Regions from separate parts of the Homo sapiens genome. Here region 1 is linked to region 2. The links are chromatin loops, found by intact Hi-C in ENCODE. Cell type or tissue: PC-3. All regions are shown on one strand. Links, peaks and the distances in the headings refer to the core of each region. The heading gives the core; the rest is flanking DNA.

Region 1 (16,330 bases), core at 4,108-12,107, 150 kb after region 2:
ACACATTCAGTTTCTTATAACTCTTCTAAATGAAGTAAATTACTATCATGTGTAGCTTCATCCTGATGAAGTTTAATTTTTACTTAATTGGTAATTAATCCAGGTTAGATTTTCTAGTTAATTTGATTGAAATTGTCATCTTCATATAATCATACCATTTTCTAGCAGATTTACAATTGAACTGTCATTTCCATACAGATACAAAAATTAGAATCTCAGAAGTTAAAACAACTCAGGTTAGAATAAGAGTTGGCAGCTCTTTGCTTGTATCACAGGATTGCACACCAGTACGTACTGTCTAACATACCACTTCTGGCATTATCACCTTACAATCGCCAATATTCTCCTTAGAGCAGTCTCAGATAGCTTGTCTTCTCTAGGGCAACAGGGACTCTAGGGAGATATATTTAATCATAGAGCTTCTTCTAAAATTACTGTGCTTCTACGAGTCTGCTAAACTAAGGGAAAGTTAATACAAATGTTTCTTTAGGAATTGTTTTTCCTCTAGGCAATAGTAGAAAGTTGTTTGTAAGTATATTTTCTTGTTGTATTATTTTACCCTAATTATATATGTTTATTGTTGTATTTGTTGATTGGTTCTATTAGTTTATTATTGCTGCCATAAATTTAGTTGAGTTTGAAATTGGTTTCATTGGGCTTGAATCAAGGCATTGGCAGGGCTGTGTTACTTGTGGATGCTCCAGAGGAGAATCTGGGTTTTTCTTGCCATTTATAGAACCTAGAGTGCCCTTTATAGAACCTAGTGTATTCCTTGGCTTGTGTCCCCTTCCTCTGTCTTCAAAGCCAGCAGAGAGCATCATCACATCTCTTTCTGACTTTGACCCTGCTGCTTCTCTCTTTCATGTATAAGAATCCTTGGTTACATTGGGCCCAGCCAGACAATCCTAAATAATCTCCCCATTTAAAAATCTTCTATTTAATCACATCTGCATAATCCCATTTGTCACATAAGTCACATTTTGTGTGACTATACCAGAATACCTGAGGCTAGGTAATTTATAAAGAAAAGAGGCTTATTTGGCTCATGATTCTGGTGGCTGGAAAGTCTAAGATTGAACAGCCTATCTAGTGAAGGTCTTATGCTGCTTCAACTCATGGCACAAAATGGAAGGGTAAGCAGGTATATACAAAGAGACCAAACATGAGAAGGAGCAACCTGCTTTCATGGCAGCTAGTCCTGTCCCACAGAGATACATTAATCTATTCATAAAGGATCTGCCCACATGACCCAGACACCTCCCACTAGGCCCATCTCCCAACACTACCACATTGGGAATCATATTTCAACAGGAGTTTTCACAGGAAAAAACCATATCCAAACTGGTAGCACACAAATTTCAGGGATTAGGATGTGGACATCTTCGGGGGCCATTATGCTACCTACCACAGTGGTATGTGAAAGTTTGGCAGGAGAAGAGATTAATATTTATAAATTTAGAATTTTTAGAGCCTAATGGTTTTTCTTAATTATTGGAAAATATTTATTATATTAATAGGTCAAAAAAAATTCACATGATTATCTTAATAGACGCCAAAAATTTATTTGAGACCATATTTGATAATATCGATTTTTAAAAAGTATTCAGTTGTAGTAAAACAAATCACAACATAAAATTGACCACTTAACCATTTCTAAGGGTACAGTTTAGCACTGTTAAGTATATTCACATTGTTTTGCAACTTAATATTCATTTTTATACTTTTTATACACTAGAAATCAAGTATTAATATATTTTCTTGACATAATAGTATTTATCTGAAACCAACATTTGCAATATTAATGTAAGTTAATGTTACTCATTAGTGAAATACTAGAGATGTTCCCACTAAAGGAAGGAAAGAACATATCATTTTGGAATTTCTCAACAATGGAATAAGAAAAATAAAATAATAAATAACAGAAAGGACACAACATTATTGTTAACTATAGTTATTTAAAAATTCAAGGGATTGGACTGAAAGCCAGTAGAACTAATAAGATGATTCAGTTAACTGCCTCTTTACTGAATAAAATATTAAAATCCCTTACTCTTTTAAATATGAGTAATAATGATTTAGACTATGTAATAGAAAATAGAGTTAGGCAACATAAGGTATTGGGCTTGTTCACACAGCTCCCTTTTAGACTGTAAACATATAGAAATGCTGGAAAAAGAACACAAGGGATATAAATATACAGCCAAATAGCCATCACATTTTTCAATGTGTATACTCTCTGACTGGGCAATTCTATTCCTATGTATTTGTTCCACAGAGACACTCATATGTGTAAAATGATACAGTAAAAGGCTAATTGTTTTGGTATTGTCAGAAACAGCATAAAGTTGAAAATGAATGTTCATATATTGGGGAGTAACCCATTAAATGAATCATGGAGTACATATTCAGTGAAACATGATACAGCCCTTTAAAAATGAATGCAGCGGGTCAAGCACAGTGGCTCACGCCTGTAATCCCAGCACTTTGGAAGGCTGAGGCAGGAGGATTACTTGAGCTCAAGAGTTCAAGACCAGCCTGGGCAACATAATTAGACCCTGTCTCTACCAAAAAAATTAAAAAGAATGAGGCAGCTCTGTATATACTGATATGAAAAGATCTCTTTAATGCATTGTTTGTTTGTTTTTTCTTTTTTTTTATTATACTTTAAGTTTTAGGGTACATGTGCACAACGTGCAGGTTAGTTACATATGTATACATGTGCCATGTTGTTTTAAGAAGCAGGTACCAAACATTGTGTATGGTGCTCCTACCACTTGAACTGAAACTACTCTCGTCAAGGTCATCAAGAACTAAACCCAATGACCAATTATCCATCCTCCTTTTAACTAATCTCTCAACAGCATTTGATTCATTTTTGCTGTTTCTTCACTTGGGTTTCAAGACACCACATTCTTTTTAGTTTTCCTCTTACTTTTCTAGTCACCAGTGGCAAATTCAGCATTTTGCGGACCTAAAGCTTATAAAATTTGGAAGGCCTTCTTTAAGAAAAAGAATATCATATTATAAATACAAAACCAGATAAGAACACATATTTTTGTTTTGAATGAGGAAAAATTTGTAACAGATTATTAGAACTATAGAGATTCAGGTGTTTTTCTTCTGAGATCTTATTAAACAGTTTACCTTTTCTAGAAACAGTTTCTAGAAATGCATACATAGAAATGCTTTCTGATTACACACTGACTTACTTTCCTTGCCTAGGACACTCTGCGTCTCCCAGCAACTTGCAGCACTCACAGAGCATCATGGTAAATCCACCTTTGATGGTTACTCACTACTCAGTTGTCTAGGCTGGTTCCTTCTCTTTTCTCCAATATCCTAGAATGCCTCAAGTCTCAGTTCTTGGTCTTCTTTTCTCTAGTTACACTCACTCACTTGATGATTCCACCAAGCTCACCTATTTTGTGGCTTTCACTACCATCTATATGTTGATAACTCTCAAATTTGTATCTTCAGTTTAAACTTTTCTTCTATACTCCATACAAGTATCTCCAATTACCTCTTCAATTTTTCCATTTAGATGTCTTGCAGACATCTCAAATTTAGCATGTTGAAAAATGAACCCATGATCTCACTCCCCAAACTGTTCTGCCTGCCACTTTCCCTGTCTCAGTTAAAGGTGTTCCACTCGCTGAGATCAAACATCCTTCTACCTTCAACTTCCACATGTTACTCTCCTTGACTGCTGTCTTTCTCCAAAATATCATCTCAATCTATCAGTAACTCCCGTTGGCCCTGCCGTCACAGTGTATTTAGAATCTGACTTTTCCCCACTTTCACTGTATTGTAAGATGGGTTCCCAGGGAAGCCAATTTAGATGGAGACGAGGATACCAAAGGATTATTAGCGAGTGCTCTTGGAATCAACACATGTATAAGTGCAGTTAATGAAGCAGGATTGAGCATAAGGACAATTCTAGCTGCAATACAGTTTAAATGAAACCCTCAGCCAATGCTGCAGAGAGTTCTAAAGATGGAATAAACTGTCAGACCCATCCTGAGCTGGGGACAAGCATTTCAGACCTTTTTCCCTTGCATCCTCTTCATCAGATATAGGCCATTTCAGGAAAAGGGTGTGACCTTGATATTTGAGCAAAATAGCTCTCTCCAGCAGAGGTAGTCCATGAAAAGAGCTGGCTGCTGAGGGCTATTTGCTACAGCACTACCAGCTGCTATAGTTAGTCCTTCATTCCTAGAGGAGGATCTCTGGGTGGTGTGTCATACATCTGCCACACACTGCTGCCATCTTAGTGAAAGCCACTGTCAATAGTCTCCTAACAAGTCTCCTGGAATGCTTTTGCACATATATCCGCATGCTAAGTTTCTCAACTCCTTTCAATCTTTGATTAGATATCACCTTCTCAAGGAAGCCTACACTGAACAGCCTCTTTAAAGTGTCACCCACTCTTTCTCTGTTCCCCTTTATCTTGTTTCCATAGCACTTGCTACCTAATACACTATATAATGTAATTATCTATCATATTTGCTATTTGTTACACACATTCTGCTCCATCATAATTAAACTCCATAAAAGAGGTGTTTTGTTTGTTTCCTTTTATGTATTCCAAACACAAGGAACAGTGCCTGGTGCATAGTAGGGGCAGAAGAAGAGAATTAGTGAACTGACTAAAAAATAATCTGAGGAAGTCATCCAGAATGGAACAGGGGGGATAAAAGTAAGTAAAAGGCATGGCAGGTTGAATACGTGTAGGTAAATCTTACAGCTTACAGGAGTCAGGTAGAAGTAAATAAAGAAAATGTGGGAGAGGCATCGTTCAATTAAAAATGCCCAAAGCAATTGACCAGACAGGTGGTCCAGTTTTTGGAATTTAAATAACTAAAGGCGTACATATTTAGTCATAAGTAAATTCACTCTAGTGTTGTTTGTAGTTGGGGAAAAGTGGAAATAATTAAATGTTCAACAACAGTACAGGTTAAATAAATTATTGTTCTTTCATACAGTGGAATATTCTGCAACATAAAAATGTGTAAGAAATATTTATCTTACAATAGTGAAAAGAAACTACATATAATCCTGTTTGGTTTGAAAAAATTATATGTATGAGTATGTTAAAAAGCAGTCTGAAAGGATATACCTCAAATTATTAAGACTGATGGGATTATGGCTGTTTCCCCTTTTGTTTATCATCTGTATTTCTTTATTTTTAAAATTAATCTTTTTTTTTTAAACAGAGATGAGGTTTCACCATGTTGATCAGGCTGGTTTTGAACTCCTGGGCTCAAGTGATCCTCCTGCCTTGGCCTCCCAAAGTGCTGGGATCATAGGCATGAGCTACCATGCCCAGCCAATACTCTGTATTTCTAAATTTGTCATTAACATGTACCACTTATGTAGTCATTTAAAATATAATGAAAACAAAGCAGTGGCAGTGGTTGATATGCATTCCACCAGTGAACCTGACTGATTCCCAATCTCCATTACCTATCCTTTTTTCCAAAGCTGTATCCCCTTTCTTGTGTCTTGGACACAAGGATTTTTCCTCTCCCTTCACTCTTGCTGCTAGTTCAGCCTGACTCTGTGCACCTGTTCTGCCTTTTCAGTCATCTTGAGTTCTTTTCTTGGTAATATTTTTAGAATCCCAGGTCTTCTAATACTGAGACCCAGATTTCCTGTCACTAATGGCCTTACTGGGTCTTGGACTGCTGCTCCCAAATTCCAGGCTGGTGTCCTCAATCTAGTACCTCCTAATGGACATCCTTGATCCTGACTTTCTACTGTGCCTATTTTCATCTCCACATAGAGTTGACATACTCTACCCTACTGGTCAGGACAGCTAGCTTCTACCCTTTATTAGGCAACCACTTGTTCTACTGCTGCTGCTGTCCTTTCTAAGTACCACGAGTTGCCTTCCCTCCCACCCTGACATGCCTAACTGCGTGATGCATCCCAGTATGAGTCAAGTTCATTTCCTGCACTTCCCAAATTGCTCTATGTCACAATAGTTACTCAGGGTCTTCTCCATACATTTTTCATCTGTTAAATTTCCCCCAGGTGCTTCTCTTGTCCAGATAGAAAACACAAGAGAAGAGTCAACTGTTAGTTAGCAGTTTGCATTTTCTGCTCTTCAAAGTTGAGGTAGCAAATGGTGAGAACTCTTTGGAAGAATTTGGCATCCCACTGTAATGCTTACCAAAGGTATACCGATAAAGGGCATTCTTCCCACCGCAAGGCACGGTACTTGAACTTGAAGGATGCCTCCTGAGTAGGAAATAATGAATTACCTGGTTTTATAATAGTGCTTAATTGCTATTTTTTTTCCAATGTTATATTCAGGTATTACTTTGTTTTTCCCGGGATACATCTGTGTTGAGTCACTTTGCATTCAACAGTGCCTCGCCACCAAAATCATACATAAGAGGTAAATTTTTAATAATTTTAAGGAAGTATTAAGACTTACATAATCATGCCAAGAATATTTGTTTTATTTTTGGAGATAGTGGTGTTGCCAAATTATTATAAATTACTTAAGATTTCTCTCAGATGACCGTAATTATCCTTTCATACCTCAAATCAGTGCCCAAGTAATTTATCACAAATCACGGGAAAGTGGTTCCCAGAAGCAGCATTTCAAGTTACTTTCTCTGTCTTCCCTGTGTGCTCTACCCTTTATTGTTGTTTTTATGTCATATCTGTTGACTTTTCTTTTTCTTTCTAAGTTTATAACACAGATTTGCTTTTTCTACTTTTTTTAACAATCTATACTTCTCTCAAAACGCTCCACCACACACAAAACTTTGATACAATTTATATGCTTTTAGCTCTCCAATGTCTAGTTTAGTTATTTTTCTCCTCTTTATCACCAGCTGCTTATAAAATATCAATATCCTGCCATCATCTGAAGATACAATTAACTTCAGCTGAATGCCCTTCCCAACTTTTCCTTTTTATTAAATGGTGAACACCCAACACTGAAAGCTCAGACTTCATTGTGTATGGTCATTCTGCCATTTCCATGAAGAAAGAAACTTTCTCCTGTATCTCTTATGTCTGAACTATCTGCCTGATTGCTCCACCTCCTACCCTAGGAGAGGCCACATAACCTTGTGCTGGATTTCAGCTACCCCTAACATAAGGTTTTCTTAGGTCCATTGCTTCTAAATTGAATTTATGGAAACCTTTTGTTTGTTTCTTTAAGTCTTCTGCTGAAAAACTGATTGTAAACTGAATTATCTACTGAGCTCACCTCTAAACTCAGCCAGGATTTTAAGGCCTTTGACCAGTTGATACTGTCCTAACCTAACTAACTTTGCTTCCCTGATTATTCCACAATACCCCATATTCGTTCTAGCCTCCCTATAGTCCCTGCATGTGGAAGGCTTCCCACTTTCCAACCTTAAAAATCATAGGTCCTTGAAGAACTAGCCAGTACCTCACCATGTCCACCAACCCATCATCTATTTCTCTCTCCTCTGAACTTCTAAACACTTAAAGTCTGTGCTAGAAAAGTTAGCAAATATACCCTAATGTTTCATGGTTTAGTCTGGACTATAAACCACATGGTTGAGAGAACATATATATGTTTGCCTCTCAGCATCTAGCCCAGTAATCAATTTTATCTACTTACCTACCTACCTATTCATTATTCCATTCTCTTCTTGCTCACAAGATCAATCCTTTTTGTTTCCACCCTAACCTGAACTGCTCACACTTCTTATTCTTCATTTCGTCTCTGTCACCACCCCTAACAAGAATAAAAAGAACTTTTTTTAACTAAAAATATTACTCTTAGCCCAGTATAAAAATACAAGTGACTTTTCAATAAACTCAAAAGTGTTAGAAAAACTGTCAAAGTAAAAGCTATTTAAAGATATTCAGTGGAAGGTGGAAAAAACTGAGAACTTTTAAGAGTTTTAAAGGAAAGATACTTTTTAAAACTCTCTTAAATATTTGACTATTGTGAATATACTTTACTTTTCTGGGACAACTCTGATTTCAAATATTCAGCCCCATTCTGAAATCATGTGAACTGTTTTGGTATTCAGAAAATATGACCACCATACAGCTAGTCATTTAATTTTTAACTTTCAGCACATTCCATAAAAGTGTACACACAGTATTACAAAGCTTAAGACTTGCTTTAATGAATAGATTAGACTTATTTGTAATTAGCAAAACAATTTTATGCATAATAAATAGATACTTCTCTTCTTAAGTGCCTAAGGAACTTGAAAGCGTTTGTTCTTTTGGTTGTTTTGTGTCGCTTCTGTTGTACTTATGTTCGTGTTACTTTAATTGATGAAAGGGTTTGCTAATACCAAAAGATTGGCTGGTACATTTTTAAGTTAATTTCATATCATGAAATGACATATCAGTTTATAGTAGTTTTTAAAATTCCGTTGTTAGTACATTCACAAAATAAGTTGATTTTTAAAGATTTATTTACTTAATCATATTGAAATCCTCTATGGTTTTCTCTTATAGGAAAACTAGGACTGGAAGAATATGCTGTCTTTTACCCACCAAATGGTAAGAGTAATGCTATTGCTTCCTCTAGTGGGAAGTGAAAAAATTACAACTTTTATAATCAAAATGTGACTTTCTTATTCTCTTTAATGGATAATCATTTATTATCTAAAATAAACCTTCCATAGAATGTATAATTTAATGAAATCCTCCACATTTGTGGTAGGTTTGTGCTAAATTATGCATACTCTCTCTGATTCTCCCTGGGACCAACAGTAAACCTGTGAGAAAGCTGAGTATGCTTAGATCTAAGTCCAAGGCACTTCATTTTCCTGTGAAGAACACTAGCTAATCCAATGCAGACCTTCCTTTTGGGTTTTTTGGAGCTGGGCTTTACTCAATTGAGTGGATTATCTTGTATTGCACCTTATTGTTCTCATAATTTGACCAATGTAGTATTTATGAAACAAAAATATTATTAAAAGGTATCACTGAAATCACCTATTTTGATGTTATAAAGTGATCAAATATATAATGACCTCATTAGACATTAAATATTCTTTTGAGATAACTAGACAGGTTTTAAGATATGCTTCTTGGAAAAGCAATATATAGCAGTCCTTATGATAATATTAAGTTGCATCCTGAAGAAGTTCTTTTACTCCAGCAGAGTTAAGAACATGGGTTTTGTAATCCAGCAGACTTGGGTTCAGATCCCAATTCTTCCAGCTTATCCTATGACCTTAAGTAAGTTACATGACTTCTCTGAACTTCAGGTTCATCATCTGTACCATGTGGATAATAGATTACATGAGATATGGTATATAAAACCACAAAGTGCCTGACATGTAGTGAGTGCTCAGAAGATGTAGCTGTTATGAGTGTGTTTAACTTTACTGATCACTATATCTAAAACTCATACGTGGCTTTGGCTTTCATGGCGCTGTTCTCTCCCTGTGTCTCTCAATATGGAATCTCAGTTTCATGGGCCATCTACCTCTGTCCCTCTTTTAATATCTCACTCTTGTTCTGCTGCTCTTCTCTTTTCTTACTTTTATCTAGGGGCTGCCATTTGCTTTTATGATTCTATCTATTGTTAATTACTCTAAAATATATCCAGTTCGTACCTCTCCCATAACTACCTAAAGCTTAATATGTCCCAGCCTGAACTCACTGTTTTATCTTCTTATGCCCACCCCCAAAAGAAAAAAGAAGAAACTAAATTAAAAAACAAAAAACAAAAACCCACCTATTTCTCTCTCAGTTAATTGAATTGTCATCTTCCTAGTAACTCAAGGCCATCCTAGATTTCTCTCCACCTTGTCCCCAACTCATCTAATAAGTCGCGAGGACCTTCCAATTTTATCTTCCAAATACGTCTGGAACCCTCTCTTCCACACCATCCCCGCTGCCTTGTCTCCTTTCAGTTCTTACTATCTCTAGCTTGTTAATTGCAACAACCATCTAACTGGTCCCTCTTCCCACAGTCTTTTCTAGTTTTGCTGTCTTTTACACTGCTCATTTGAGTTATACATCTAAAGTGAAAATCTGCAAATTGCCATTTTTCTCAAAGTGTTCTTAATGGCTTCCCATCTCTTAACAAGTGATATTCAAGCTTCTCAGCATGACATATGAGGACCTCTTGAGTCTGATCCCTATAGTCTACCTCCTAGCTTCATTTTCCACTATTTCCCATCTCATTTTTAATTATAGCAATATCAAACTATTTATTATTTATACCCACAGCTACATACTCTCACGAAAGCACTATGCTGCTTCCTGTCTCATCACTTCTCATGTTTCCATGCTTAGAATAGCCCATCTAACCTTTCTTCACCTGGCTGTCATCAAGCTCAGTTTAGGCATGATCCTCTTTCAGGAAGCTTTCCCTGAATCCCCAGGTTAGGCTAAGGGCCCTTCCTCTAGACTCCCATAGTACCTGGTCTAAACTCTTTGGTATCTCTAGCTATGTTATCTTGATATTGTTTGTTTATACTTTATCTCCTCCTCTTAATTGCAAGCTTCTTGTAGTTCAGAGCCATATCATTCATTTTTGTTGCCTCAGTATCTAGCATGTAATAGGACTGTAATGAGTATTTATTTGAACTCAATTAGAGGTTTGTTAATTTTAACTTTATATATTACCATTGTTACATCTATTATCCCAGAAACTTACTTTTATAGTAACTTTTTATATTTTATCTAAGAAGCAAGAAACAATAACAAAATACCTCTGAATAGCCAAAAGAGTTGTCCATGGACTCAAGTTCTTCTCTCCATCCATAGAAGTGTTTTTTCAACTTAGTTTAGAATATATTAGCTTTTACTTAACACACATGTCTAACAAATTGGTTAACTCTTTTTTATGCCTCCTACAAAAATAGAAGCATGGAAAAGGCTGATATAGATATGAAAAAATAGCAACAACAGTGAGAAGTAAAAAGGAGACTTCACAAAGGAAAATACAGGAGCTATAAAACAGCGTATTAGACCACTCCAGCAAATCAGTCTGGGGCCATTTTATGTAAAAGCTAGTAACACTGTGCCCTTTAAGAAGGTATCACTAAGTTGCAGCATATTATAATTTAGCATCTTTATAATGAGCTCAAGACACCAAAAAAAATCTCGCTATAGTAATAATTGTAACAGTATAGTTATAGCAGCAGCAGCAAACATTTTCCAAGCAGTACTATATCCCAGGCAATGTGTTAAGTATATGACATATATTAATTCATTTAGTCCTTACAAGAACCTATGAGGAAGGTACTAATATTATCCCTATTTACAGATAAAGAAACTGAGGCATAGAGTGTTAACCTGCCCAACAGGTGAGTGACAAAGCCAAGCTTTGAATCCAAGCTGTCTGGCTTCAGAAGCAACATTCTTATCAGGATGCCCTACTGCCTCAGAAGATGTTGCTGAGCTCATTATAGTGAATTTGGGAAGAAAGGAAAGTAGTTAATGTAATAAAAAGGTAGAGGATGTATGTGATAGGTTCTAGAAAGATTTTCATCCAGAATGAAAACTGTTTAATCCTTAATGAGATAAGCCCACAGCTGTTCATAAATTTAGTTCTACAGAATCATTTCTCCTCTCAGGTTGTTTTAGAACTTGCCAGAATCAAGGAGGACACTTTTCTCTGGGCAATGATTCTGAAGTTTCAGAACAAGAAGAGACAAAGACCAGTCAATCTACTCTCCCCCGCTTTTTTTTTTAACTCAAGGCAATACTTAGCAGCATTTTTATATTACCCACCCTGTTTTGAACCTCTGCCAAAGATATTATTACTTTGAAATCTTGACACCTCTGTCACTACTACCACCAAAACTGTTGTGGCTTTCTTGGTCTCAGGGGACCACACATAGAGGTTAGCCTGCAGCTCACTGACACACTCTCATTCCCTGACCAGGCCAGTGCTTACAGGGTGGCAGAGGTTTTCTCACCACTACCCCCAACATGCCTGTGATTACCTTCCCTGGGAGGGAAATGACAGGCTATGGTGGCATCAGACATTTTGTTCTCTCACTTCATTTGAAGAATCACCAATGGACAGATTTCCTCTAGTAGATTCCCCAAACAGCTAGTGAGCAAAATTTCTGAACTAAGGGAGACTTCTCAGAAGAATTTTATAAGCTTTTTATATTTTTTGTTGTTATTCAACACATATAAATTGTCTTTATTCATTTGATAAATATTTATTTAGCCTAGGTCACTGTTGTAGGAGGGTGATCCACAGTAAATGATACAAACAAAGTACCTGCTGCCAAGGAGCTTACCTTCTAGTAAGGGGAACATAAAATCAGTCAATCATCAGTCAATCAACAAAGGATGAATGAATGAAAGTAATTTCAAAGAATGATGAACTTAACAATGAAAGGGAGCAGAAATTGTAGGAAGTTGGGATGGGCATAGCCATTTTAGATCAAGTAGTCAGGAAAGGTGCCTCTGAGGAGGTGGAATATGAACAGAGACAGACTATATGGAGTATGCTATGCAATGAAATGGGAGAACGTTCCAGAAGAGAGTACACAGCATGTCTGAAGGCAGGAATAAGCTTGATAGTCTGAAGCTCACCAAGATGGCCAGTGTGACTGGCAATAGTGAGCAAAGCATTGACTGATACAAGGTGAGTTAGAAAAGGTAGATGGAGCTAGGTCAGTTAGGGAGATAGTTGACTTAAAGTCTTGTCTAGTAAGTCCAATGTCTGTGCTTCCTCAGGGATTTTTTATTATTTTTTTTCCTGTGAATGGGTTATACTTTTTTATTTCTTCACATGCCTAGTAATTGTTTTATTGTTGAAAATGGAATAATTTGAATATTATACTGTGGTATCACTGGAAATGGGAGTCTTTCTGTCCCCCTCCCCAAGAATTCATTGTTGTTGCTTGTTGTGGGTTCTAGGTGTTGTTTAGTGACTTTTCTAAATATTTTTATAAAGATATTTTATACAGATATTTTTATAAAGATATTTTTCATCTTATATGCTCACTGAAGTCTTTATTTTAGTAGAGTAACAGTCAGCTAGTGATTTGACAGAGATTTTCTTAAATATCTAGAACCAAAAATAAAAACCCCTCTTTCAGTCTTTGCAGATTGGCTGGGTATTGGGGCACTCCTTCAAGGCTTAGCCAGGCTGTTTACAACTGTATGTTAGCCTTCACTTCCTGCTTGCACAGAGCCTCAAAGGCAGTCAGAAGTGGGAGCCTAAGGTCTTCTTGGGTAAGTTTTAGATTCCCCTGTATACACAGATGCTTTCCAAAGCCCTCATGCCCCAAGTAGCTCCTACCCCAGCCTCTTTCTTCCCAGGCTTTTCAATCTGTATACCACCACTCCCATCTTTTATTCCTTCTCCTAGGTGGCTGCAGCTAGTATATATTTTCCTTTAAATGCTTTTGACAAATGCCTCTTGGCAGGCCATGTCAGTCCTGAAAAAGCCCAGAGATGAGGCAAATAAAATGAAGGCAATCTCCTGAGCCAGTCCCGCAGTTAGCTACTATATAGGTCAAAACACACAACCACAATATTTTGATACAAGATCCCCCTGGTACCAGCAATCTGCATCAGGAATGTGAGCCATGGTCTTCATGGCTGCTGCCAAGTTGGGGAGTAGGGTATGGTAGGTGGGCAAATTAAAATGCCATATGCTCTCTTACTAAAATTCTTTCTTCATTAAATATTCCCCTGGTGGTTGTAAGTTTTTATTAAATTCCAGAGTTCAAAAAAGTTGATTCTAACAGTTCCTGCCAGCTTAACCATTGCTTTAATGGAGGAATGGAGTTTGGGAGTTTCCTACTCCACTCTTCTCAGTGACATCTCTCCTCCAATTCCTGACTAATGCTTTTTCTTTTTTTCTTTTTTTCTCCCCCCAAGACAAAGTCTTGCTCTGTCGTCCAGGCTGGAATGCAGTGGGCCGATAATGAACTACTGCAGCCTCGACCTCCTGGGCTTAAGTGATCCTCCCACCTCAGCCTCCCAAGTAGCTGGAACTACAGGTGCACACCACCATGCTGGGCTGATTTTTTTGTATTTTTCATATAGACAGGATTTTACCATGTTGCCAGGCTAGTCTTGAACACCTGGTCTCAAGCAATCCGCCCACCTCAGCCTCCTAAATTTCTGGGATTACAAGCATGAACCACCATGCCCAACCCTGATTAATACTTCTAAACGATCATCCTGTCTACTGTGTAGAATAAAAGTGTCACTAGAATGTAAGCTCCAAGAGAACAAGGACCTTAATAGTTTTGGTGATCAACATATCTAGCACCTAGAATCATGCATGGCATAAAGTCTGTGCTCAGTAAACATTATTGAATAAGTGAGGGAATAAATAAGAAAATGAACATAGAATACAGAGGAATAAGAATAGAAGCAAGGAAACCAGACTTGTAGCAAAAATACACATGTATCTGACTGACTTAATTACAAGTGATAAACAACCATCATAAATTTGTTAATACCATTTGTTTCTTACATGACAGAAGAAAACAATTGTCAGTGAATATTGGGTAGGGGAGTTTCAGTACTCTAGAGCAGTAATTCTCAACCAGTGGCAATTCTCCCAACACACACACACACACACACACACACACACACACACACACACACACACACACATCAGGAAACATTTGGCAATGTCTGAAGACATTTTTGGTTGTCAGCCAGGGGAGAGGGATGCTGATAAACGTCCTACAGTACACTGGACAGCCCCTTACAACAAAGATTAGATAAGGCTCTTAGAAGAAAAATAATCAAAGTACATCATTTTAAATCTTCTTGCAAGTGTCAAATTAATAAATAGCAATGTAGTTTGTCATCCATATTAATTAAATAAATTTAAACTATCTCATATTCTAAAATTCATTTGAGGTATAACTTTAGACTTCAGTGAAAACCTCACTAAAATTTTAAAGTAAGATTTTCAGATTGATATTTAAATGTGGTTATGTTCCTATGTTTTGTGAAATTTTAACTACTGAAATAGAGTAACAAAACCATAATGTGACATTCTAATTCAGAAAGATAATGGAAATAACTAGAAAACAATTTAATCATTGTCCCAATCTCTATTCTTACTGACCTGTAGGCTACATATGGAATGAGAATAAACAGAGGAATTGATTACTTCAACAAATGAATTAAATAAACTGTACTAAGTAATAATATGCTTTCAGCTGGAGTGAAGTTGAAGTGAATCAGATAGGCGAGTTACGGTACAATGATAAATGCTAAGTATTAATAGAGACAATGAGGAAATGAAGAGAATATTTAATAAGTGCAAAGCATGTTAATATTTGGGGTATTTTCTGAGTCATATTTACTATTTATATCTCATCTAGTTCAAGATTTATTTTAGTTAACGATGTTTGCCATTCTGAGCTTTGTCAAAGGCCCATAAATCATCACTTTATAAAATTATTCACATTGAGTGGAATAGGCAGTTAATATTTTAGACTTTCTTCAGATGCATAAGGAAAGGCTAGAATCTGAAAATAATTACTTATAGCAGACTTGTAGAAGAACTCTGAGGCCAGCTATGAGATGTGCCCCAAGCATCCTGACGCCTGCTGGAAACATGCTCTTGGGTGGTAGTCAGGTGAATGAAACTTGACCCTTGAAAGGCTGAAGTGATGAGAGGCAAAGGGAAGGATTTTGAAAAACTAGCCAAGAACATGACAACCTCTAAGATCAAAGAAATGTTCTAGGTAGTATGCACCCTACAGTGTTAATGGATTCTTCACTGCTTCTTATGCCTCCAGATTTTGTTTACCAGAATCTGACTCGTCCTTCAACAAAGCGGACTGTGTAGCCTTTTTTTGGAGCCTTAAGCCCAGACTAATCTTGGCTAAGCTGAGTGTGCCTTTATCTGATACTGACAAAAAAAGATTTTCTTAGGTTTAAGCTGATATGTTAATGTGGCACTTTGCCTTCTGAGAGCATAAAATAGGTATGGGTTATTGAGCATCTGCTATGGACTGAACACCACACTGGCACACTTTAAATAAATTAACTCCGTTGTGCTTTGTAGTGCAACCCAATGAAGTTGATCTTGTTTATCTCCATTTTCAGAAATGAAAATATGGTTTCAGCAAGGGTTCGTAACTTGCCCAGAGTCACACAGGATTCAAATTCATGTCTATATGACTTCTTTGGTCATTTGTTCTTTCAACATTGAGTTATCAAAAGCCTTCTGTTCTATATCTTACTTATTTATAAATGAATTTTATATTTTAGTATTTTATTTATAAGCCTTGATTATATTTATAAATGCTCAAATTTCCATCATTAACATTTACTGGGCATCTCACTTGTGGAAGACACTGTGCTGGATGCTGAAGATAATACACAGTATGAAATACAGTTCTTTCTTCAAACAGCTTGTATC
Region 2 (16,330 bases), core at 5,369-13,368:
CGCATTGTTTCAGCAGTTTTCACCACCATGGGAAAAATGAGTGTTACTTCCAGTGCTGTGTGGCTTGCTTGGTTTCAGTTTTAAGACATCTCATATGGCCATTCTAAATATTTATCATTCAATTTTGTGAAATGTAGTTATAAAGTACTAGATTGATATCACATGATTTTAAATACTTCTGAAAAGTGGTTGGGGTCGTTAATGTTTTGCCTTGTTGGTTTTTTATTGTGACACAACACATACAAAATTTCTCATTTTAACCATTTTTAAGTGTATGGTTCAGCAGTATTAAGTACATTCATATTGTTGTGCAACCATCACCACAGGCATCCATCTCCAGAACACTTTTCACCTTGTGAAAATCAAACTCTATATCTATCAAACAATAACTCCCCATTCTTCCCTCCCCTAGCCTCTGGCAACTGCCATTTTACTTTCTGTCCCTGTGATTTTGACTACCTTAAATACCTCATATAGGTGGAACCATACAGTATTTTTCATTTGTGATTGGCTTATTTTGCTTAGCATAATGCTTCAAGTTTCACTCATGTGTAACATATGTCAGAATTCCCTTCACTTTTAAAATTAAGTAATATTTTATTGTATGTAGGTACCATATTTTATGTACACATTCATCTGTGAATGAACACTTGAGATGCTTCCATGTTTTAGCTACTGTGAATAATGCTGTCAGGAACATGGGTTTACAAGTATCTCTTTGATACTCTGCTTTCAATTATTTTGGGTATGTACCCATAAGTTGAATTGATGAATCATATGGTAATTCTATTTTAATCTTTTGAGAGACAACCATACTGTTTTTTACAACAGCTCTACCATTTTGCATTCCCACCAATAGCACACTGGGCTTCCAATTTCTGTACATTCTCACCAACACTTATTATTGTGTGTGTGTGTGTGTGTGTGTGTGTGTGTGTGGTTTTTTTTGGCGGGGGGGATAGTAGCTGTCCTAATGGGTGTGAGGTGGTGTCTCTTTGTAGTTTTGATTTGCATTTCTCTAATTATTGGTCATGTCAAGTATCTTTTTATGTGCTTATTGGTCATTCGTATGTCTTCTTTGGAGAAATGTTTACTCAAGTCCTTTGCCCGTTTTTGAATTGTGTTTTTAAATTTCTTGTTGTTGAGTTTTAGGAGTTCTCTGTATAGTCTGTATATTAATGCCTTAGCAGATATATTATTTGCAAATATTTTCTCCCATTCTGTGAGTTGCCTTTTTACCTGATAATGTCTTTTGACATGTAATATTTTTAAACTTTGATGAAGTCCAATTTTCTGTTTTTTAAAAAATTTCCTATGCCTTTGGTACCTTACCCAAGAAATCATTGCCAAATCCAATTTCATGAAGTCCTATGCTTTCTTCTAAGAGTTTTACAGTTTTATATATTACTTTTAGACTTCAATTCATTTTTAGTTAATTTTTGTATATAGTGTTAGGTAAGAGTCCAACTTCACTTTTTGCAAGTAGATATCCAGATATCCCAGCATCATTTGTCGAAAAGATTGTCCTTTCTCCACTGAATGGCCTTGCCACACTTGTCCGAATATTATTTGATCATGTACGGGAGGGTTTATTTCTGGGCTATCTCTTCCATTGGTCTATATGTCTGTCTTTATGCCAGTGCCACACTGTTTGGTTATTATAGCTTTGTAGTAAGTTTTGAAACCGGGAAGTGTGAGTCCGCCAGCATTGCTCTTCCTTTTCAAGATTGTTTTAGCTATTTGTGGTCTTTGGAGATTCCCTATGAATTTTAGGATGAACTTTTCTATTTCTTCAAAAGACAGCATCGAAATTCTGATAGGGAGTGCATCATACTGGTAGATCACTTGGATAGTATTGACATCTTAACAAATTGTCTTCCAATCTGTGAATATATTTCCATTTATTTATGTCTTTTCTAATTTCTTTCAGCAATGTTTTGTAGTTTCCTTTGTAGAAATCTTTTACCTCCTTGGATAAGTCAATTCCTAAGTATTTTATTTTTTGATGCTATTATTAATGGAATGGTTTTCATAACTTCTTTTCTGGGTTGTTCATTGTTAGTGTATAGAAATGCAACTAATTTTGTATGTTGTCTTTGTATCCAGGTACTTTGCTGGTTTTGTTTATTCTAACAAATTTTTGTGGAATCTTTAAAGTTTTCTACCTATAAAATTATATTATCTGTGAATGGAGATAGTTTAACTTCTTCCTTTCCAATTTGGATGCTTTTTTTTTTTTTTGGAAATAAGTTTCTCTTCCTGTTAAATACAAGAGAGAAAATCAACCAAATCAAATATTTTGTTTAATACAATGGATATATTTGGGGGAAATTTTTTAAAAATTAAAAAGGAGACAGTACAAATAAATATATTAAGATGAAACAGGGAAGATAAACTAAGATAAAGCAGATATCAAAATAATAAAAAGAATCATATGGACTTTATACAAATAAATTTGAACATTTATATAAAGTGAACAATTTCCAAGGAAAATATAATTTCACGTAACTGAGTCAGGAAGAAATAGAAAACCAAAGGGACCTATAATCATTAAAGATGCTGAATCTATAATTATATAAAACTCTATTCTACCACTCCTAAAAAAGAAGGAAGAGGAGAAAATGGAGAAGGGGAAACTGAAGAACTACCACCAGGTCAAAATGATTTTAATAGCTAGTTCTACCAAATATTGGAACAGGCAAATCCAGTCTTATACAAATGCTTCCAGAGAGTTCAGACGACCCAAATTGTTCTCAAAGATGATTTAATTTTCTTCTTTGAGGAAGAACAATTCTGTTTCTTCTCAATTTCTTGAATTTGCTTTGGTAACTTTTACTTTCTTTTCATACAATGTTCAAAGGAGGAGAACGGGCTGAAAAAATATTATTCCTTTATCTAATGGAAGAATGGTCAATATGAAATCAGAGATACACACACACACACACACACACCCCCATCCACACACACACCCCCTCCATTTTAAAGGAAGTGTCAATATAGATGCTTTTTATTTCTTTTTCTTGCCTAATTGCTCTGGCTAGAACTTTCAGTACTGTATTTAATAGAAGTGATGAAGGCAGATGTCCCTGTCTTAGGTCTGATCTTAGAGGAAAAGCTTCTGGTCTTTCACTTTTGAGTATTATGTTCACTGTACATTTTTCATATATTACTTTGATTATGTTGAGGTAATTTCCTTCTATTTCTAGTTTGTTGGGGGTTTTTGTCATGAAAGAATGTTGAATTTTGTCAAATTCTTTTTCTGCATCAATTGAGATAATCATTTGGGTTTTCCCCTCTTCATTTTAGTAATATGGTGTATTACATTTATCAATTTTCATATGTTGAACAATCTTCTCATTCCACTTGGACATGGTATATATTCCTTTTAATATGTTGCTGGGTTCCATTTTCAGGTATTCTGTTAAGAATTTTTGCATCAATGTTCATAAGAAATATTGGTCTGTAGTTTTCTTGTAGTATCTTTGTCTGACTTTGATATCAAGGTATTACTGCCCTCATAGGACGAATTAAGAAGTGTTTCCATTTCTTTAATTTTAAGAAAAAGTTTGAGAAGAATCTGTGTTAGCTCTTCTTTAAATGTTTAATAGAACTCACCAGTAAAGCCATCAGGTCCTGGGCTTTCTTTGTTGGGAGATTTTTTTCATTACTGATTTAACCTCCTTACTAATTATAGATCTGTTCAGATTTCTATTTCTTTGTGATTAGGTCTTGGTAGGTTTGTGTTTCTAGGAATTTGTCCATTTTATCTCGGTTATTCAATTTGTTATAATACAGTTGTTCATGTAATCCTTTTTATTTCTGTAGAATTAGTAGTAAAGTCCCCAGTTTCATTCTGATTTTAGTAATTTGAGTCTCTCTTTTTTTCTCTTGGTCAACCTAGCTAAAGATTTGTCAACTTTGTTGATCTATTCAAACAACCTATCTTTGATTTTATTGATTTTCTCCATTGTTTTTCTCTCTCTATTTCATTTCTCTCCACTTGACTCTTATTTCCTTCCTTCTAGCTTTGGGTTTAACTTTTTTCTAGTTCCTTAAATGGTAAAGTTAGGCTGTTGATTTGAGTTCTGCTTTTTAATATTAGTGTTTATAGCTATACATTTCCTCCTTAGCACTACTTTTTCTGTGTCCCATAGTTTTGGTATGCCATATTTTTGTTTTCATTCATCACTAAATCACCCTTGTGATTTCCTCTTTAATCCATAGGTTGTTTGAGTGTGTTGTTGGCCAGGGCAGTGGTTCATGCCTGTAATTCCAGCCCTTTGGGAGGATTGCTTGCGGCCAGGAGTTTGAGACCAGCCTGGGCAACATAGCAAGACTCCATCTCTACAAAAGAAAAAAAAAATAACCAGGCATGGTGGTGGGTGCCTGTGGTCCTAAATACTCAGGAGGCTGAGGTGGAAGGATTGCTTGAGCCCAGGATTTCAAGGCTGCAGTGAGCTATGATTAAGCCACTGCACTGTACTCCAGCTGGGTGACAGAGTGAGACCTAAACTCAAAAAAAGTATGATGTTTAATTTTGAATAATATAAGTTTTCCAATTTTTCTTCTGTTACTCATTTCTAATTTCATTCACTTATAGTTGGAAAACATACTTTTTAGATACCTATCATTTAAAATTTATTAAAACTAATATATGCTGTATCCTGAAAAATGTCTTATGTGCACTTGTGAAGAACGTGTATTCTGCGGTTGTTGGTTAGTGTTCTGTATATGTCTGTTAGATCTAGTGGGTTTATTATGTGTTCAGTTCTCTATTTCTTTACTTATCTTCTGTCTAGTTGCTCTGTCCGTTATTGACAGTAAGCTATTAACTTCCTCAACTATTATTATAAAACTGTCTATTTCTCTCTTCAGTTCTGTCCACTATGGACAGAAAGCTATTAACATCTTCAACTATTATTGTAAAACTGTCTATTTCTCCCTTCAATTCTGTTCATTTTTGCTCATATATTTTGATAATTTGTTATTAGGTACATAAATGTTTATAGTTGCTTCATCTTCTTACTATATTGAACCTTTTACTAACATATAATGCTCTTCTTTGCCTCTTATAAATTTTTTTGATCTGAAGTCTATTTTGTCTTACGTAAGTATAGCCACACTTACCCTCTTTTGGTTACTATTTACATGAAATATCTTTTTCTATCCTTTCATTTTCAATGTATTTCTTTCTTTGTATCTAAAGTGAGTCTCCTGTAGATGGCATATATTTGGATCTTTCAAAAATCCATTTAGCCAATCTATCTCTTGATTGGAGAATTTTATCCATTCACATTTGAAGTAATTACTGATAAGAAGGGACTACTTCTGTCATTTTCCTGTTTGTTTTATATGTGCCTTATAGCTTTTCTTTTTCCCTCATTTTCTGTGGTACTATCTTTTTTTGTGTTTGGTTGTATATTTTTGTAGTGAAATGTTTTAATTCCCTTCTCATTTCATTTTTTTACATTCTATATCTATTTTCTTTGTCATTTCTTTGGGGATTATATTTAATATCTGCAAGTTATAATGCTCTAATTAGAATGTATACCATCTTAACTTCAATAACATAAAAACACTCTGCTCCTTAACAACTCTATTCCCATCTCTTTTAGTTATTGATGTCATGACATTATCTTTTTACATTGTAAGCCCTAAAACATAAACCAATTTTTTTTTTACTTCATTGGCCACCTCCTAAATGATGTAGAAAACAATATGTGGAATTACAAACAAAAGTTACAATAATACTTCCTTTCATAACTGCACATGTATTTACCTTTCTTGGGATCTTTTATCTTTATACTGATTCAAGTTACTGTCCAGTGTCCTTTCACTTCACCCTGTAGGATTGCTGCTGCTGAGCTAAGAGCTGAAATTGACTGCAATTTACTGTTCTAACCTTCACCTGGAATTTGCAAGCCTTCAATAGACTCCAGAGTTCCAAAATAGTTATATTGCACTGATTCTGCCAGTGTAATTATTGTCTAGGTAGGAAGATAGATTCTGTTGGTTCCTACTCTGCTGTCTCCCCATAATTTTTGCCTGCTTAGCCTTTAAGGGTCTTGCAAATTGTGATGCTTCTAGACTATCAATAACTAATATCTCACACACAAGATACATTTACAAAGAAGATTATCATTTGTGAGAGTGGATATAAACCTATATTTCAGATAGACATTAATATTTTTGAGAAATTTTGGCCAACTTCTAGTCATATATTTCTCTACAACATTTCTTTTACAAATTGTCATGTGACTGATAAAGGGCTTGTACTAGGTAGTCACAAAATAACAGATTTGCCATTTTGTGTGCATCCTTGCATTATTAACGTGATAGAGTTGGTCTATGATTTCTCTGCAACATCTTTTTTTTGTTGTTGTTCCACTTGGGAAGGTTGATTTAACTGAAATTTGAGCATACCTCTGTAAATCTACTTCCCCTGGCTGAAGCCCACGTGCCTCAAACTGCTGAAAGTGAAGTACATGTGGCTACCACTGTCAGCTCCTCATGGGATTCTTCCACCAGTACACCTCCCATGCTGAGTGGGCAACATGGCTAGAGAATAGGTGACTGAGTGTGGACCATGCTTCTAGTAAATAACAATTGTCCCCACCCAAATCTTATCTTGAATTGTAGCCCCCATAATTCCCATGTGTCGTGGGAGGGACCTGGTGAGAGGTAACTGAATCATGGGGGTGGGTCTTTCCCATGCTGTTCTCATGATAGTGAATAAGTCTCACAAGATCTGATGGTTTTATAAAGGGGAGTTCCCCTGCACACACTCTTTCTTGCCTGCTACCATATAAGATTTGACTTTGCTCCTCATTCACCTTCTGCCATGATTGTGAGGCCTCCCAGCCATGTGGAACTGTGAGTCCATTAAATCTCTTTTCTTTATAAATTACCCAGTCTTGGGTATGTCTTTATTAGCAGCATGAGAACAGACTAATACAATAATGAAGGCTAATTTCATTTTTTTAAGATAAATGCATATAAATAGAACTTCTAATCCTGATCCCACAGTCCTGTTTTAAAGACTGCTAATTCAGGTCAGTAGTTACGTAGTGGTTTAAAAGTTTCTTAATAGAATAGTTTAATTATGTGTTCAAGATTAGGTTATAGGCTGAGTGGGTGGCTCATGCTTATAATCCCAGCAGTTTGGGAGGCCCAGGTGGGAGAATCACTTGAGCCCAGGAATTTGAGACCAGCCTGGGCAACATAGTGAGACTCTGTATCTACAAAAACATTAGAAATTAGCTAGGCATGATGGCACATGCCTATATTCTCAGCTACTTGGGAAGCTGAGGTGGGAGGACCACTTGAGCCCAGAAGATTGAGGCTACAGTGAGCTGTGATCTCATCACTGCCCTCCAGCCTGGGTGACAGAGTGAGACCCTGTCTAAAATAAATAAATAAGTAAATAAAAGATTAGGTTCTACTAGCAGGGCCAAAAAGGCTACTCCAAAAGGCCAGCTTCCTACACCAAGAAGCCTGCTTCTCTCTCTTGGCTCTCTGTCCCCATGGTAGATTTTCTTCTTGGGCTGGCATCTTCCAGTAAGGTGGGATGTTTTCAGAACAATTCTCTTGGTTCAAAACTGCCTTTTCCTTTCTTTCTTAAGTTTATGTTGTCCTTGTGACTTAAACCATGTGTAATCTTTATAGTCCCATTAAAAAACTTCTGGCAGCTTTTATGTGTGGCTAAAACTTTATCTTTGAAAAATAGACTTTTACTTTTCTTTGCTGATTACTCTGGAACTATCCCCATTGGGCTACTATAAGCTCTGGCAGTGTTGAGGGAGCCATTTAAAATTAAAGTCATTTTTTCCTTCCTGAGCTTAATAGATACCTATTTATGCAAAGACAGAGAAAGGATCTTTGCATTTCCAGGAAATGGGGAAGATCATGAGACTGTGTAAATATGGTTTGAGGCAGAACTGTGACTAATAGAATTTTGTTCCATTCAGGAAATAAGAAAACAACATGAGGAAGGTAAAGAGCAAATTATGAATAGATTTCTGCTTAATAAGATGTCCAAAGAATTAGACAAGGAACATTAAGCCCCATAAGAAGAAGGAAGAGTAATCTGACCTGTTGAAGTTACTGGGAAATAGGCCAGGTTTATCTTTAAGCATCCAGTCTTGCCCTGTTATTGGTAATGATCTCTAATACTTTTATAGCCCTTTGAAATTTACATAGAGCTTTTCTCGCTGGTGGCGTCCTTCTTCCTACATTCTTCCCTGGCTCCTGTGGGCTTTCATCACATCTGATCTCAGAAATGCATTTGCTTAACTCATTCCTAATAAGCAGCTTCAAATCCTTTTTGTAAGAAGACAGGGTCAAATAAAAAAAAAATCATTCAACAAAGGAAAGAATGGCTGATAATGTTAAATGTGTGACCTTTCCAGAGGCATTTGTATTTTATCAGAAGATAAGTTAAACAGATGAATCTCTAATTCTATAAGTAAGGCAGTAGGAGAGATTTTTCTGGAGGGAAGGGAAAACATAACACTCGGAAGTGTCTTATTTTAGATCCCTGAAATAATTTCACATTTAGGAAGCCATTTTGCTTACTGGCAAGGTATTTCTCTTTCCAGCTCTGCATAGCTGATAGCATACACTCCTTAGATTGGTTGAATTTAATTTTGAGTCCAGATTTTCAAACCATTCAAAAATATAAAATCTCAGAATTTTAGAGATTTTGGGAATCTTACCGTTATTGTGGTGAAACCCCTTATTTTATAGATAAGAAATCGAGAACAAGAAATTCTAAATCATTCTGATTAGTCAGATCCGCAAGATCCAAATGCTTTAATAAGGAAACTGAAAATCGGAGGACTAAATGTTTAGCTGACCAAGAAAGTCTCTTGAGATATGTTGTTATTTAGACCTACAGGCAGAGCATAGTGTAGTTTTTTTGTTGTTGCTCCATAAAGGTAACAGAACTACGTCTGAGCAGTAGGAGATGTTACTACTCCAATGCCTATCAATTTGTTATTTTCATCTGTATAATCATTACCTTCTGTCCCTAGGTTAATCGGTATTTCATTATTACTTGCATTAATTTTTTTTTTTTTCTTCCCGAGACAGAGTCTTGCTCTGTCGCCCAGGCTAGAGTGCACAAGTGTGATCTCGGCTCACTGCAACCTCTGCCTCCCAGATTCAAGCAATTCTCCTGCCTCAGCCTCCTGAGTAGCTGGGATTACAGGCATGTGCCGCCATGCACAGCCAATTTTTGTATTCTTAGAGACAGGGTTTCACCATGTTGGCCAGGTTGGTCTCAAACTCTTGACCTCCTGATCCACCCGACTCGGCCTCCCAAAGTTCTGGGATTCCAGGCATGAACCACTGTGCCCAGCCCCACATTAATCTTTTATATTGTAATTATCTCATATTTATGACACTTAATAGATAGAAGAATACTAGAAAAGTCAACTGATGCTTTTTAATAATGGATTCTTCCATCACATTAGCAAATATCTCCTTTCTTACAATATGGTATTGTTGAGCTGCTGGACTTCTTGTTAGCTTTACAGCATCATAGAGTTTATTTTATTGAGATAGAGTCTTGCTCTGTCACCCAAGCTGGAGTACAGTGGCAGAATCATGGCTCACTGCAGCCCTTGACCTCCTGGGCTCAAGTGATCCTCTCACCTCAGCCTCCTGAGTAGCTGGGGGTACAGCTGTGCTACCACACTCAGCTAATTTTTTTTTTTTTTTGTATTTTTTGTAGAGATGTAGTTTTGCCATTGTGCCCAAGCTGGTGTCAAATTCCTGGGCTCCAGTGATCCTCTCAAAGTGCTGGGATTACAGGCATGAGCCACTGCGCCCAGCCCGTCATAGATTTTTGATGGAAGATCTTGAAAGATCATCTTGTCTAGCCACATCATATTTTCAAATGAGACACAGACCCAAAGGGTTATACCCCTAATTTGCAGCAGAGCTGACATGAGAGCCTGATTCCCTTAATCCAAGTCCAGGTCTCTGTCTGCCATATCACAAGACACCATTCTATCAGCTCAGAAGCCTTTGGTGGCTCCGGAAAGACATTTATTCCATATACTTCAAACCTAGGGAATATTGACTAGCATGATTTCGTCAGAATAAATTCATTCCGGAAGAGAACAGGAGACTTAGCAGTTCTTTCCCAATCTTCATGAGATCACAGGAAACAATCTTAGATGATGTGTTTGATTTTTCCTTTCAGCTGTTTTTTGTTTTGCTTGGCCTCATGAGGAAGGAAAACACTTAGCTGAATGATAAAGCCATTAAAGTCTTAATCATCTATTTGTTTAATGTTTTCCTCAGTATTTTCATTTTGTGTTTAAAATTCAGAAGCTCATTTTAAGGAGCAAAGGTTACACGCAAGATTAAGATCAAAGAATTCCTAATAATACTGACTGAGAAACCAAGATCCTAGTCTTTAGAGTAACCATTCTTTCTGAGAAAAGCTGATGACTCATGCTGATTGTAGAAGTTTGTAATATGCCATGAAAATTGAGCACTTAAAATTCAAAGATTTCCTTGGATGCATCTACTCTGAATCATCTGGAGGAAAATTGAATAAAAACAAAACCAAAACCAAAAAACCAAACCAAACAGTCAATTGTCTGGGTATTTTAGCCACATAATGGCAAACATATAGCTATTTGTAAATATCATATGACTGCCTGAATTTTTTATAATCTAGATTTCTAGTCATGAACCCAGTAAAATCTGTATTATCATCAAATAACAATTTATTTCTACACAGACTACAATTGAAAATTTAAGCCACAGATTTTGATGATTACTGGCTTAATAAATGAACATAGCTTAGTTAGATATGAAATAGCACAACTCATATAATCAAAAATTAGTTGAAGGGAAAATATCATGTAAAAGAAAGGGCTGAAGCAATCTAGCTGCAACTTTTAATCAGAAGCTAGCATACTGTCAGCATAATGAGATGTATTATATATGTAAATGCTCATTACGATAACAATTTTAAAATTTCAGTATAATGGCAGGGTCTCTAGAACACTAAGCCTTGAGCTCTACTGATTACTATTAGGAGGGAATATTCACACATCACTTTTATTTATTTATTTTTTTTGAGACGGAGTCTCGCTCTGTCTCCCAGGCTGGAGTGCAGTGGCGTGATCTCTGCTCACTGCAAGCTCCGCCTCCTGGGTTCACGCCATTCTCCTGCCTCAGCCTCCTGAGTAGCTGGGACTACAGGGGCCTGCCACCACGCCCGGCTAATTTTTTGTATTTTTAGTAGAGACAGGGTTTCACCGTGTTAGCCAGGATGGTCTCGACCTCCTGATCTTCTGATCCGCCCTCCTCGGCCTCCCAAAGTGCTGGGAGTACAGGCGTGAGCCACCACGCCCAGCCCACCCATCACTTTTAGTTTTAAGGATTCACACTCATCTGTCTGGGAGATTTGCAAAGAAATCCCCGGTGCCCTGAAAACAGGAGAAAAAAACCTACTAAAGCAGGAGATTGTACCAAATGAGAAAGGTCTGGTTTTGTCCACATTTATTCATCGGTCTGCTCATAGCTACTTAACCTTTCATCACTAGAACCTGGGGCTTTGTTTTCTTTGTTTTTTATTTGTTCACACAAGCAGTAACTACCTTTATGTACGTACTATTTGGATGATGAAAATAATTTAATGTAGCTTGGCCCAGCCTTGTTGAATGTCATCACCTCAGAGACAACCCCTGACCACTCAACCCACATATCAGACTTTACTCCATCATCAGGTTTCATTTTCTTCAAAACAACCATGGTTATCTAAACTGGTCACCTTAAAAAAAATTCAGTTATGTGTTTACAGTCCATTTCCTCCACGGGGTATAAGCATAATAAGATCAGGTTCTTTGGCCATCCTGTTTGCTGCTGAATCCCCAGTGTCTAGGACAGAGCATGGCACGTGAAAAATATGTGTTAATCCATATTTAATCCATATTTAATCCAAAAAAATATGTGTTAAGTGAATATTTGAGTGTCTAAAGCACATAGCCTTAATTAGATCTCTTTCCTCTAGAACACTAAGTTCAAAGTTGCCATCAAGGGTTACATGGAAAGAAAGTCCTATTAAGTATAAGACAAACAGAGACATTGGAAAAAAGAAGACTGAATAAAATAAGCAGAGCCAGTGCATGAAAGGATGTAAAAAATAAAATTAGCACCAAATGATTTTACAGGTAAATATTCAAAGGACAGCAAAAAGATTAAAAAGTAGAAATAAAGTAGAGGGAAAAAAAGTCAGCTATTGGTACAAAGGTTTTAACTGCAGGATTGGGATGCTTCCTGCAATGATCTTTAAGAGTTAGAATCCTGGACAAGTCAGAAGGACAGAGGATAAGAATTTCTGGCACAAGAAATGAGTCATTGGAAATAGATGGCCCTGATTCAAATCCAAGTTCTCCCATTTTCTTCCATGTGATCCATGGTAAGTCACTTAGTTTCCTCAGCTGTTGGCTTACTCAGTGAAAACTGCTATAACAAAAATACCTTAGACTGGATAATTTATAAACAACAGAAATTTATTTTTCACGGTTCTGGAGGCTCTGAAGTCCAAGATCAAGGTGCCAGCAGATTTGGTTTCTGGCGACTTTCTGATTCGTAGATGGGAACTTCCAGCTGCATCCTCACATGATATAAAGGACAGTGTCTCTCTGGGGCCTCTTTTATAAGAGTATTAATCTCATTCTTGAAGGCAGAGCCCTCATAACCTAATCATCTCCCAAAGGCCCCATCTTTTAATACCAATATCTTGGTGATTAGATTTCAATGTTTGAATTTTAACAAGACACAAATAATCAGACCATAGTAGCTGTAAAGTCTAGATAATTCTGAGATAAGGCCTAAAGGAGATATACATGTATTTCTCATTGAATGTTCAATACCGTTACCCTTTATTATGTATTTTTCAATTAATAAACAGGGTGCTAGTGAGAAAAGCTCTCTTGCCTTCCTTCCACAACTAGGTTACTCTTGAAGTCAAAGGAGTGGAAGTTTGTGTAGAATTTCAGCAACCACCTACAGGTACGTCTTGTACCATCTCTTTTCCTCACTATTAAACACTAGAGTTTGCATTAGAACCCTACATCTAGAATGGAAAATAAGAACTAATAAGGGTAAGGAGTTCTACTTATAAGCTCTGTACAGAAAAATATAACTCATCACCAAAGGTTCACCTACATCTTGTGCTGTTTTCACCATAATGTCTAGATACTTCATTTGTGACATTTAGCACCTGCAACTGTGTCTATGTGTTTTTATAACCTGTTCTCCTGGGGCAAATTCTTCCAGTGCAGAGGTCTGTCTTACTCATTGTTATGGACTGAATTCTCTCCTCCAAAGATTCATACATTGAAGCCCCAACCCCCAATATGACTATTGGGAAACAGGGCCTTTAAAGAAGTAATTAAAGTTAAATGAGTTCATAAAAGTGGGACCCTAATCCAATAGGAATGGTGTCCTTATAAGAAGAGATACCTGGAGTGCTCATGCCCACAGGTAAAAGGTCACGTGAGGATACATTAAGAAGGCAGCTGTCTGTAGGCAAGGAGAGAGGATTGAGGAGAAACTAATCCTGATAGCATCACGGTCTTAGACTTCTAGCCTCCAGAACTATGAGAAATAAATTTCCATTGCTGAAGCCACCCAGGCTGTGATACTTTGTTATGGCAGCCCTTGCAGACTAATACAATCATCTATGGTGAATATGGTAGACTGACACTCAGAATCCCTTCCAACCTCCTTCCCGCGCCTGGTTCTGTACTGCCAGAGAGCTTACAATGTTCTCTTTCAGATATCTGCACTGCCGTGTTTACTGCATGACTATTCACAACAGCCAAGAAATGGAATCAACCTAATTGTCTGTCAGTAGATGAATGAATAAAAAATTTGGTATATATACACACAAGGGAATATTCTTCAGCTATAAAAAAGAATGAAATCCTGTCACTTGTGGCAACATGGATGTACCTGGAGGACATAATGTTAAGGGGAATAAGCCAGGCGCAGAAAGACAAATACCACATGATTTCATGCAAAGGTGGAATCTAAAGAAAGTTGACCTCGCAGAATTAGAGAGTAGAATAGTGGTTACCAGAGGCCAAGGCGGGGAGGGGGTCAAGAGATGGGGAAAGATACATAGTAAGAAAGAGTTCTGGATTTCTATTGCATAGTAAGGTGACTATAGCAAGTAACAATGCATTGTGTATATTTCTTTTTTTTAAATTTTATTTCCATAGGTTTTTGGGGAACAGGTGGTATTTGGTTACATAAGTAAGTTCTTTAATGATAATTTGTGAGATTTTGGGGCACCCGTCTCCTAAGCAGTATACGCTGAATCCAAAATAGTCTTTTATCCCTTATCCCCTTTCCACCTTTCTCCCTGAGTCCCCAAAGTCCATTGCATCATTTTTATGCTTTTGCATCCTCACAGCTTAGCTCCCACTTATGAGTGAGGACATATGATGCTTGGTTTTCCATTCCTGAGTTACTCCACTTAGAATAGTAGTCTCCAATCCCACCCAGGTTGCTGCAAATGCCATTAATTCATTCTTTTTTATGGCTGAGTAGTATTCCATCATACATGTATACCACAGTTTCTTTATCCACTTGTTGATTAATGGGCATTTGCATTGTATATTTCAAAACAGCTAAAAAAGAAGATCTTAAAAGTTATCACTACAAAGAAATGATAAAACTTTGAGGTGATGAACGTGCTAGCTACCTGTGTTGTATCAATTTGCAATGCATACATGTATTGAAAAATCACACTGTACCCCACAAATATGATTATCATGTGCAAATAATAAATATTAAAAATTTATAAAATTAAAAAAATTGTTTTCTTCCAGTCTGCAAATGTAAATTAAATCCCCCAATTAGATGACCTCATGTAAGATTTCAAAGGTGGAAGTGAGGCAGGGGCCATCTTCAGCTGTTGCATGTGTTGCCGGAACAAGCACAGTCGTGGAGGTGCTGTGTTTTTCTGCAGCAGCATGGCAGTATCCAGTTCCCAGTTCAGAGGGTATTGAGAGAGTTGCGGTGGTTGAGGTAGCCTCTTGATCAGTAGGTGGCAGCTAAGGCAGTGTATCCTCAAACTCAACAGTTCTTGATGGCTGTCTTCTGACTCCTCCTCCCCCTGATCATGGTGAAGATAGCAGCTGCCTTGGTGGGCCACCTTGGCAGTGTGATTCTGAGAGCTATTTTTGGAAAGGAAGTCTATAACTAGCTCCCAAGACTTTCCAACTACCTTGTGTTTAATGGTCTGGATCAAATTTCTTTCTGTTTAAGAAAGCTAGGGTGGTTTTTGTTTTTTGTAACTGAGCCCTAACTGATACATTCTTCTTTGTGTTCTTGGCATTAAACAAAATACCTGGAATATTTAAAAGATGAACAAGTGTTTTTTGTCGCTGTTTAAACCAGCAGTTCTCAATCTTTGATATGTATCAGTATCAAATAGATATTGACACTGTATCCACTTAGAAATCTAATAGAGTACAAAGTCTCAACCTCATTGAAATAGACTAGGCCCCTAGTCTTCATATTTTTATCAAGTTCTCTAGATGATTCTAACACTCACCAAAGTTTGAGAAGCACTGGTTTAAACATTCGCTGAGGCCTACCAGGGACCAGGCATGCTTCTAAGCACTTGACACTCAGTGTTTTATTTAATTCTGGTAATAACCTTATAAGGCAGGAAGCATTATTATCCACATCTTATATATGAGAAAACTGAGGTGTAAAGAGCCTTAGAAAAATACCCAGGATCATACAACTGGTAAGATCTTGGGTATCTGTCTCTGTCTGTTTTGCATTGCTATAAAAGAATACCTGAGGCTGGGTAATTTATTAAAAAAAGAAAAAAAAAGTTAGGCCAGGCACAGTGGCTCACACCTGTAATCCCAAAACTTTGGGAGGCCGAGGCAGGCGGATCACCTGAAGTCAGGAGTTTGAGACCAGCCTGGCCAACATGGTGAAACTCTGTCTCTACAAAAATACAAAAATTAGCTGGGCATGATGGCAAGTTCCTGTAATCCCAGCTACTTGGGAGGCTGAGTGGGGAGAATCACTTGAACCTGGGAGGCAGAGGTTGCAGTGAGCCGAGATCACGCCATTGCACTCCAGCCTGGAGGACATGATGAAACTCCACCTCAAAAAAAAAACCAGTTTTATTTGACTCACAATTTCAATGGCTAGAAAGTCCAAGATTGGGCATCTGCATTTGGTGAAGACCTCATGAAGGGGAGGTGGTATGTGCAGAGAGCACATGGCAACAGAGGAAGCAACAACCAGCTTTCATGAGAACCAATAAAGAGAGAAC

The links. Hi-C counts contacts between places; a loop is a spot of excess contacts. Peaks named below come from ENCODE experiments on the same cell type or tissue, not always from the same donor. Only the 100,000 strongest peaks of a DNase experiment are listed, where the experiment ranks them.
Region 1: it touches region 2 in a loop (5-fold over the local background); 2 of 110 quality-filtered maps call a loop at or near these places.

The regions. Positions count from the first base shown.
Region 1 is chr4:26,711,618-26,727,947 of GRCh38, forward strand. TBC1D19 (TBC1 domain family member 19) reads left to right here. Exons shown (of 21, transcript NM_018317.4): 14 at 6,316-6,400; 15 at 8,464-8,508. Among named protein-coding and RNA genes, the nearest start is that of TBC1D19, 140 kb to the left of the region's middle. In PC-3, for the core only: a CTCF peak has its summit at 8,525; a DNase peak (open chromatin) is centred at 5,914.
Region 2 is chr4:26,558,383-26,574,712 of GRCh38, forward strand. No RefSeq gene overlaps it. Among named protein-coding and RNA genes, the nearest start is that of TBC1D19, 18 kb to the right of the region's middle. RefSeq lists an enhancer at 9,759-10,958. In PC-3, for the core only: no CTCF peak of the experiment used is centred there; a DNase peak (open chromatin) is centred at 10,369; H3K27ac peaks cover 4,250 bases.